Regions from separate parts of the Homo sapiens genome. Here regions 1 and 3 are each linked to region 2. Evidence: chromatin contacts called from ENCODE Hi-C or POLR2A ChIA-PET data. All regions are on one chromosome and are shown on one strand. The core of a region is the stretch at or near the end of the contact, and the rest is flanking DNA. Distances in the headings are between cores, read along the strand shown.

What was found. A loop is a pair of places that touch in the nucleus more often than their neighbours do. ChIA-PET counts read pairs that join two places held with the same protein, here RNA polymerase II (POLR2A). Pooled maps may share reads with other maps.
Region 1: a map with no recorded cell type shows a loop between it and region 2 (10-fold over the local background). The contact joins two enhancer-like sites. A Hi-C loop is called at or near these places in 3 of 37 single-sample maps with no recorded cell type and 2 of 50 pooled maps.
Region 3: a pooled map shows a loop between it and region 2 (3-fold over the local background). The contact joins two enhancer-like sites. A Hi-C loop is called at or near these places in 1 of 37 single-sample maps with no recorded cell type and 1 of 50 pooled maps. POLR2A ChIA-PET finds 5 or more read pairs at or near these places in 1 of 52 experiments (A673).

Annotation. Positions count from the first base shown.
Region 1 is chr20:54,016,522-54,019,462 of GRCh38, reverse strand. The region is part of intron 4 of BCAS1 (brain enriched myelin associated protein 1); the gene reads left to right. Among named protein-coding and RNA genes, the nearest start is that of MIR4756, 50 kb to the left of the region's middle. Within about 2 kb of position 1,447, at least 3 of the 41 ENCODE cell types and tissues checked have a DNase peak (open chromatin) inside an H3K27ac peak, as active enhancers do.
Region 2 is chr20:53,156,516-53,159,836 of GRCh38, reverse strand. The region is part of intron 1 of TSHZ2 (teashirt zinc finger homeobox 2); the gene reads right to left. Among named protein-coding and RNA genes, the nearest start is that of TSHZ2, 190 kb to the right of the region's middle. RefSeq lists a silencer at 2,298-2,417. Within about 2 kb of position 1,681, at least 2 of the 41 ENCODE cell types and tissues checked have a DNase peak (open chromatin) inside an H3K27ac peak, as active enhancers do.
Region 3 is chr20:53,749,851-53,753,156 of GRCh38, reverse strand. No RefSeq gene overlaps it. Among named protein-coding and RNA genes, the nearest start is that of ZNF217, 160 kb to the right of the region's middle. RefSeq lists an enhancer at 1,868-2,369. Within about 2 kb of position 1,321, at least 20 of the 41 ENCODE cell types and tissues checked have a DNase peak (open chromatin) inside an H3K27ac peak, as active enhancers do.

The sequences.
Region 1 (2,941 bases), core at 198-2,697, 860 kb before region 2:
ACGTTAGTCCAATAAGATGGGCCTAGAAATAGGGCTCTGCTATGGAATAGTTTCAGAAAATCTATTTGCTTTATAGTCTCTACTGAAGATTCACAATGGACATCCACCTACTAAAGGCTCTGAGAAGTCCTGCAGCAAGCACGCCTGTTTCACTTTGTTTAACCAAGTGTTTCTCAAACTTAATCATCCATGTAGCTGTTGGGCCTCTAACAAGGTAGCTCAATTTTCCAAGGAATGGTTCTTCTAGAGAACGTTGAGCTAGGCATTTAGACCAGAAGTTGTATGATGTTGGCTGTGGGTTTGAAGAAGTAAAATAAAATAAAAAACATAAACCAGAAGTTGAAAACTAGCCATCTGTAGAAGGCCTCTAGCCAGAGATGCATCTTACTTGGCCTACATAGTGTTTTAAATAATATTTTAATTAATTAATTATATTTTTGAATTAACAAAGTTGATGATATTTTAAAGCAATAATATGTCAATACAATTCTATATTTCAGACTTCCCCATAATGGGTAGTTTTGCCCTATATTTCCAGACAGAATGTGAGTTGTGACTGTCCCTTAAGATGGGGCACCCACTCTCCAGTTCACCAAATGATTCCCAGCAGCGCAGCCATGTAGGTTGTCCTTCGTCATAACACTTGCATTGGTATTTTTCTTGGGTACAGTTGAGAATCAAGTAAATACACCCATCATGGACCACTTTACTTCCTTCATCCTTCATAGCACTTATCAGAATTTGAAGCTACTTAGATGACCATCTGTCATTCCAGCCTGAGAGTCAATCAGGCAGCCAGTGTTAAGCAATATATAAAAGGGGTGGGAGGCTGGGCGCGGTGGCTCACGCCTGTAATCCCAGCACTTTGGGAGGCCGAGGCAAGTGGATCACGAGGTCAGGAGATCGAGACCATCCTGGCTAACACAATGAAACCCCGTCTCTACTAAAAATACAAAAAATTAGCCAGGCGTGGTGGCGGGCGCCTGTAGTCCCAGCCACTCGGGAGGCTGAGGCAGGAGAATGACAGAGCGAGACTCTGTCTCGAAAAAAAAAAAAAAAAAGTAAGTGGATACTTTCATTTATTCATGCAACAAATATGAGTATTTCCTTTGTGCCAGGAATGATTTTAGATTCCCCAGCAGGTAGAACAGTGTACTTCATGGGAGCTTTCCTTCTAGTGGAGAGACCAACAATTTAAAAAAGAAAGAGAATTAACAAGCAAACACTTCCAGAGTTTAGAAAGAGCTCTGAGTGAAATAAACAGAGTTTTGAGATAGAAAGTAGACAGGAGAGTGAAAATCACAACTGGGTGAGGAACAGAAACAGAGAAGTGTTTAAACAGTCAGTGAATAGCATGTGACTTTTTCTTTCTTTCTTTGCACGGGCCAAACAATTCTTAGAAAGTCTGCAACCTAATTCTGGCAGCATTCAAAACTGTTTTCTCGCTTTGGGGAAGTGTTTGTTAAATAGATGACGAATGTGTTCTAGGCTGTGGATTATTAGTTTTTTGTATTTAAAGGCAGGTTTTCTGGTGTGGTTTTTGTTTGTTTTTTGTTTTTGTTTGTTTGTTTTCCGTAACATTGGGTATTTTTCCTTTAGTAAATGTGAAATGCTGTCACCAGTCTGGAAGGTTGTGCTTGTTAGGAACTAATCATGGAACAGAAGAATCTTCCACAAATCCCTTTTGCCCAGTGTGGCTTACCCTGGGAATCACTCTTCACTCACTCTGCCTGCAGCAGTATTTTTCCATTTTAAATCACACATATTGGCCGGGCGTGGTGGCTCACACCTATAATTTCAGCAGTTTGGGAGGCTGAGGCAGGAGGATCACTTGAGACCAGGAGTTCAAGACCAGCCTGGCCAACATGGTGAAACTCCATCTCCACTAAAAATACAAAAATTAGCCAAGCATGGTGGTGCACGCCTATAATCTCAGCTACTCAGGAAGCTGAGGCATGAGAATCGCTTGAACCTGGGAGATGGAGATTGCAGTGAGCCGAGATCGCACCACTGCACTCCAGCCTGGGCAACAGAGCGAGACTCCACCTCAAAAAAAAAAAAAAGAAAAGAAAAAAAATCACACATAAGGGAACTATACTTAAGAGTGTGCCAACTCATGTGTCCTTAGGACTATCCCCAAAGCAAAGCCTGCTGCCAAAAGGGAAACAAGAGAAGAACATTTTATTGCTTAATTCTCTACCCACATTTTACTTGCCATTGGAACTCAAGTTGACAAATTCACTTACCCCTCAAGCAGAGGAGTTGCTGAGGGAGAAAAGAGAAAATGTACACTAGCTTTATATGGGAAGCAAGTGTGCGTTGCTTTCTTAGATAGATTTCTTTCCCCCCTCCCCCTATGTGAACAACAGACAATGCTTTATTTAATCTTACAAATGTAACATCTCCACATCAGTTAATAACTATGGATTAATGATGATGTACCATGCTAAGGCCCTGGGCTAGACTTCTGCTACCCCCGTGTGAGATGAGCCTTAAGTATCCTGAGGTTATGTCCACAGGGTAGTAAAACAGGTAGTGATGTTGTGATTTACAGTAGAGAGTATCACACTGGATAATTGGTCCAACCCGGCTTGGTTCAATTAGTATAAGCAGCTGAAATTAACATTGCCTCTCTCTTCCCCAAAAGAGGAAGAAAAATGGCTAAGTGGAACATTTTTATATCTGTGTTATCCAGACTCAATTTCCATCTCAGAAAAGATGCCAGAGGACAATGGAAATCTAGATTTCTTGGTTTTATATTTTCATGTTATTTTATTTCCCTCTGAAGTCTTAGATAATTTCTTAATCAACTACCTGGACCACTAAGAAGCTTGTTTCCACCGTGGCGCTTTGGCAGTATGCAATTTTAAAGTCTTCAAACACACATGCTTTCTGAATGAGCAAATCTGCATTTAAGAATTTATTGATTGATAGGTCAGGA
Region 2 (3,321 bases), core at 432-2,931:
CAGGTACTGGCTTAGTATGGTATAGACATTAAATAAATATTTGTCAAATGAATGAAAAAAATGAATGAATAAATTTACTGTCAGAATCAACTGAAAGAATAAAGTCATAAGAGCAATTCCTATTTTGAACAATAGAAAACTTATTGACTTTGGTCACTTAAGTGTTTTCCTGTTTTTTTTTTTTAACTCCTGTTTTTTAAATCATTCATTGAAAAAACATTTATTTCTCTTTAACTGACATTTTGTTGCAGTCATGGGAAGAATAGACATTATGTGTGTTCCATGAACTATAACTTATTCTCTTTGATGTACTTCATTTTTTTTTCTATCTAGAACATGGGTTGGCAAACTTTTTCTATAAAGGGCCTGATAATAAATATTTCAGGCTTTGAGGGTCACATGGTCTCTGTAGCACCTACTCAATTCTGCCATTATAGTACAGAAGCTGCCACAGACAATACGTCAACAAATAAGAGTGGCTGTGTGCCAATAAAACTTTATTTCCAAAAACAGATGTTGGGCTGGACTTGGCCCATGAGCTGTACTTTGCTGACTCCACTATAGAGGATGAGGAAAAGACAAAAACACAGGCTCAGCCTGGCATTTAACTCTGGAAACTAGGGTGGTACATTCCCTGCCTTGCTTTATGAACTTTGGCACATCAATTGATCTCTCTGGGACTCAGTTTACTTAGGATTAAAATGAGATAATGGTCATAACAAAGCATGGTTGTGAGGGTAAGAGGCTGTCAAATAAATGAGCTGGAATTCGACAACCTTGTTTTGTACCTATCGTATTTGTTTTCATGTTTACTTTCTATCTGTCGTCAGTTCTGCTAATTTTCCCTGTATAGTTATGAAATAAAATTTCTTTTAAAAATAAATGTAATGAAGGAAAAGAGGGAGAGTCAATGTAAAGAATGTTTTAAGGTTTAAAGAAAGATTGTTGTGGCTTTTGTGTGCAAAGTGGGCAGGTGAGGCAAAGACCAGCCAGGGAGGCCATGGGAGAAACTACTACAGGAAGTCTGGGTGTGCACCCATGGTGGCCTGGAACAGGCGGTGGTGATGAAGGAGGGATTTAGCTTGTCCCTCCATGGTTGGGGAGGGGGTGGTCCTTGAGGGCCACGACATTATCACAGCTGGAGCGTTCCAGGGCCCGACACTCTGACAGGCAATGAGGCAGGGTCTTGGAAATGGATGTTGATAGAGTAAAAACAGGAGCCACTTTCTGGGGATATTGAGATCATCTCATTTAAAGGACACGCCACTTACTCTGTCCTTCTTAGTGTCCTGTTCTCCCACTGATAGGCTCAAACTTCAAAAATTAACCCACAATCCAACCATTTCTCACAACCTCCACCACTATCAGCCCACCACTATCAGCCCAGCCACAGCCACTACCGACTGCCACAGCCCTGTCCTGCCTGCCTGCTCCCAGCTCACCCCCACCACGGTCCATCCACCGGTGTGCAGTCAACCTGCTCACAGGTAAGTCAGATGATGCTTTTCTCCTGCCCCAAACCTTCTAGCCTCATCCATTACTCTTCCAGTGAAATCCAAAGTCCTTATGAAGTCCCATAGGTTCTGCACAGTCTGCCCCCTGGTGGCCTCTTCCACTTTTGCCTTCCTCATTCGGCTCCAGACATCCGGGTCTCCTTGCTGTCTCTAAAGCCCATGGTGACTTCCGGGTCTTGGCTGTTTTCTTCCACCTGGGACACTGTTCCCTCCACGGCCCCACAGCTTCCTTCCTCACTTCATTCAGATCTTGTTCAAATATCGCCTCCTCAAATGAGATCTTCCTTGACTAATCCACCCAAGGCAGCAGCAATTCACAATCCCCCACTCAAATTTCTCAGTTTCTCTCTGTATGACAGTGTTCACTACCTGAAATTCATTGGTTTGTGGCTGTGACTGCCCACCACTCTTTCCCTTTAGAGTATAACCTTCTTGAGGTCAGGAACCTTTACTACTCTTTATTGCGACCCCCAAATGCCTAGGAAACATAAAGTAGGTATTTAATGTATGTGAGTTGAATAAATAAATAAATACATGAAGAACACTCAAGGAACCATCCATTCATCTCTCCCTCTCTCTAAAAGCAGAAGTAAATCAGTTTCATTATCAAATAGAGTAAATATGTTGAGATGCATTACTATACATAACACTAGTTTCACTTGGTGTTAACCAAACAACTTTATCTAGTGCTTCCTATAGCAAAGCAGAAATTTTCATGATGAGAATACTTTCTTTAAAAATACCAATTCGGGGCGTGGCATGGTAGTGCGCACCTGTAGTCTTAGTTACTCAGAAGGCTAAAGCATGAGGATTGCTTGAGCCCAGGAGTTTCAGACTGCAGTGAGCTACAATCATGCCACTGCACTCCAGCCTGGACAACAGAGCAAGATCCTGTCTCTAAAAAAAAAAAAAAAAACCAACTCAATGTTGGAGGATAGAACAGGTTTGTTCAACAGAACATTAGTAAAATGAATTTATAGAGAGTTCCAGAAAACTGCCAAAGGAAGTAATTCTGTTCAAACCCACTGGAGACACTGATAAAAGGTAGAATCCTTAAACACAATCAGAGTGTTTTACGCCCATAAGGATCTAAGCTCTAAAAAAAATTGTTCCTAGAATTACTAAATTTCAAGCATAATTGAGAAATTAGCTTCTTTGCTCATAGAGGGTAAGATTCTAGCTGTACTGAAAATTGAGTAGAGGTAGATGTTTGGAGGAGTTTCAAAGGGCAGATACGAAAGCAGGACTTGCAGTTTTCACACATGCAGTAATAAAGCTTGCATGTGATGCCAGGAGTCACAGGTAATTAGATGGCACAAGCAGCTGAAAGGTCTAATGTTTCTCTGCTTAATAAAGCTCTGCACCTTCTTGCTTAACTTCTCTTAGGCAGATAGAAGTCGTGAGATGGTATCTGTCCCCAGAGATAGAGATGACACTCAGGTCATTTCAACAGCTCTTATTTCCCCCTACCTACAGAAACGTTATCTTATAATCTTTGACTGCCTTTAGAATATAACCTATTGGGGAAATGAAGTAGGCCAGAAAAAAAATTAAGAAAAAGTATTAATTCAGCACAGTGTAGAAATCACGACATTTGGTCTTTCATCCTGAAATGTAGGACAAACTTGAGCAATTCTTTTCTTTCTGGGCTACACAAGCCTCAGTCGTCTCTGAATCATGGGAGTTTGCCCTTCATGATGAGATCTGGGTTTTAGTCCTGACATTTGCTGGATGGGTAACCTTGGGAAAATCACTGAACTGGTTTGAGCTTCTTCTTAGGTTAAAGAGTGATAAGCTTTGCTCTGCT
Region 3 (3,306 bases), core at 72-2,571, 590 kb before region 2:
TCAAAGGACCTTTTCTTTATTTTATTTGATATATAGAAACAAAATGTTTTTTGTTTGAGCCTCATTTAATATGGACATATTCTAAAAGGTGATGGCACACAGACTGTTTCTAACACAATCCTGTAGCCTGAAAGCCCCAGAGACACTGACGAATTTTGCCAACAAGAAGACTATCTTATAAAGTTAAAAATCCCAAACTTAAGAAAATCATTTCCCCCTTGACAAGTCTTAATCAAAATCTGCCCATGCTGGTCATTTATTCTTTCAGCGCATGTGATTGAGATTCCAGTAATTAAGTATGCTCTTCTCCTAAGAAAAGCCTGTTTCAGGTTCATAACCAGGAAAGCTTCTCAACCGGAGGTGTTGCCGGCAGCCACCATTTGTTGAATTACTGGTGTCCCTGCAAGTGGAGATGAGGCAGAAGGGGGGTGCCTGTTCCCAGCTTTACCTACCATCACCACCTTCCTTGGGCTCCTCTTTCTCTTCCTATTTTCTACTTAACCCAATTTATAAGGAATAAGTTAAACAAAAGTAACAAGCAAGTAGTGAAACTTCACTTAAAACAATCTAAAAGCCAGAATGCAACCTGATTGTTTTACAATAGAGTAACCAAAGACCCCAATTTTTTTGCGCACAGTCTCAAGCATCCTCAAGGGCCTAGTGTATCTCTCTTAGGCTCTGGAAGAGGCTGGTTTTTAAACAGGATTGTTTTTCTTTAATATTTAAAGATATTGTTTTATGCTTTCATCTAGTATGATGTGTATTTTAAAGAATAGAATGTAAACAACATTAGTCATTTGGATGTTTCCTATGCTTTAAATACACATACACACATACACACACACACACACACACACACCACCACAGCAGTAAGCTGAAAGAAGAGTTAATAACTTTAATAAAAGTTAAATAAAAGAAGAGTTAATAACTTTAAACAGAGGTCGAGAGAAAGCATCAAACATTTATTTTTTGTTCAACAGGGAAATTTCAATACTGCTTTATGGAGTCTACCTCGTTCCGGGCGGGGTAGAATTCCAGATTGGCTTCCAAACATGATTTCACGAGGAATGCCTCGAACCAGGAAGTTCTTTCATGTTCTGAAGCCTCCTGATTCTTAGAAATTAAAGGGCTTTCTGTTTATTATGTAGTTGTTTGCTTGGGTGTTTGCTTTTGCCAGTTGACTTTATTTATTTTTATTTTAGATTACAGAAGTAAAGGAAAAACACTGTAGTATATATGACTGAAAATAGAAACTCACCCTTCTCTCCCTCTGACATGGCTTTCCCCACCCCCACCCCATTTTTTATTTACTTCCTGTGTTAATGGTAAGAGAGTATTCTTCTCGTCCTTTTTTAAATATTTTTACACATCTAAACACACACACACACGTGCAGATACATGTCCTTTTTTTAAACGTAGAGGAAATCATACAGTATTCACCTTTCTACAACTGTGTTTCAATCAACAATATTGCTTGATGGTCTGTCCTTGGCCAAACCTATAGCCTATCTTATTCCTGAGGCTTTTTTGAAGACTTTTGCTCACTTAAAACCACGTTGATTTTCCACTGCCTTCTAGAGGCAACCTCACCTCCTCTCAAGGAAGCTTTCAAGCACGCAAAGCAGGCTCACTTCCTCTCTTGGCTGGAGGAAATTAGGCCTTCACACTTTCAGAAATAGCATCACTGTACCCCATTGCCTTATTCTGGTCTAAGTATCCAACAGACAAATTATCCTTTTCCTGTTAGCTGTGACTTTGAGTTTTCAGGACCGGAGCAGTTCCTAAAGTCAGAGAGAGAGAACGGTAATCATTTTTTACAGGGAGTGTGTCTTGATGGAGACAGAGGTTTAACCAGTGACAAACTGCTCAGCACAGCCCTGCCTGGCTGGAAAAGCATCTGTTTTCACTCCCTCGCCTGGTTACTAGTGGGTTCTGTCGCCTCATTCATAAAGATGAGATCGCTGAAACAACAGGCAGCCACAAAGCTCCAGGAAATATAACAGCATGCAGCTCCTCTCCAAGGTGTGAGTCTGTGTGTGTGTGGTGTGTGTCCATGCATGTTTCGCACGCACACTTACAGCTGCAGCACGGGGCTTAGAAAGATGTTCTGCCAGAGAAAGATAGGAATCTCCCTAGCAGCAGGCAAAACAGCCCAGGAATTGGAACAAGGCCCAGTCAGCCTCCTTTACTCCTTCGTTCATGCAGTTAATAAGCATCAGTCTACCTCTCTTAAGAGAGCCTAGTGGTTAGAGACTCAACTCAGAACTCCGATCCCTGGATTCCAGTCCAGGCACTGTCACTCACCGGCGCTGGTATTTAGTGTCTCTATTCCTCAGCTTTAAAATGACGTAAAATATACATCCAAATTTATTATCCAAACCCTTATAGCCCAATACACTTTGGAATTCTACACTTTTTATATTTTAGAAATGTAATGCGGTGCCTATATCTGATATTACATTGCACCTCCAGCGGGGTCGGGGCAGCACTCCCTGTACCATCTGATACATCAATATATCCACAAAGAAACATACAAAGATCTGGCCAGGCGCACTGGCTCACGCCTGTAATCCCAGCACTTTGGGAGGCCAAGGCGGGCAGATCACAAGATCAGGAGTTCGAGACCAGCCTGGCCAACATGGTGAAGCCCCATCTCTATTAAAAATACAAAAATTAGCTGGGCGTGGTGGTGGGCGCCTATAATCCCAGCTACTTGGGAGGCTGAGGCAGGAGAATCGCTTGAATCAGGGAGGCAGAGGTTGCAGTGAGCTGAGATCGTGCCATTGCACTCGAGCCTGGGTGACAAGAGCAAGACTCCATCTCAAAGGAAAAAAAAAAGGAAAGAAACATACAAAGGTCGCATTAAATGTGAGAAATATAGGCCGTGCTGGGATTACAGGCATGAAATATTTCTCACATTAAACATGGCGAAACCCTGTCTCTACTAAAAATATAAAAATTAGCCAGGTGTGGTGACGGCTGCCTATAATCCCAGCTACTCGAGAGGCTGAGGCAGGAGAATTGTTTGAAACCGGGAGGTGGAGGCTATAGTGAGCTGAGATCGCACTACTGTACTCCAGCCTGGGTGACAGCGCAAGACTCTATCTCAAAAAAATAAAAATAAATAAAGATTATTAGTAGGCGTAGAGAGCCGAATAGAGTCTCCCTGCTACTCCCAAAATTCATGTCTGCCCAGAACCTCAGAATGGTACCTTCTTGGACATAGGATTTTTGCAGATGTAATTGAGTAAGATGATATCATACAGGATTTGGGTGACCCTAAATCCCTCAGGAGGACTGGAAATC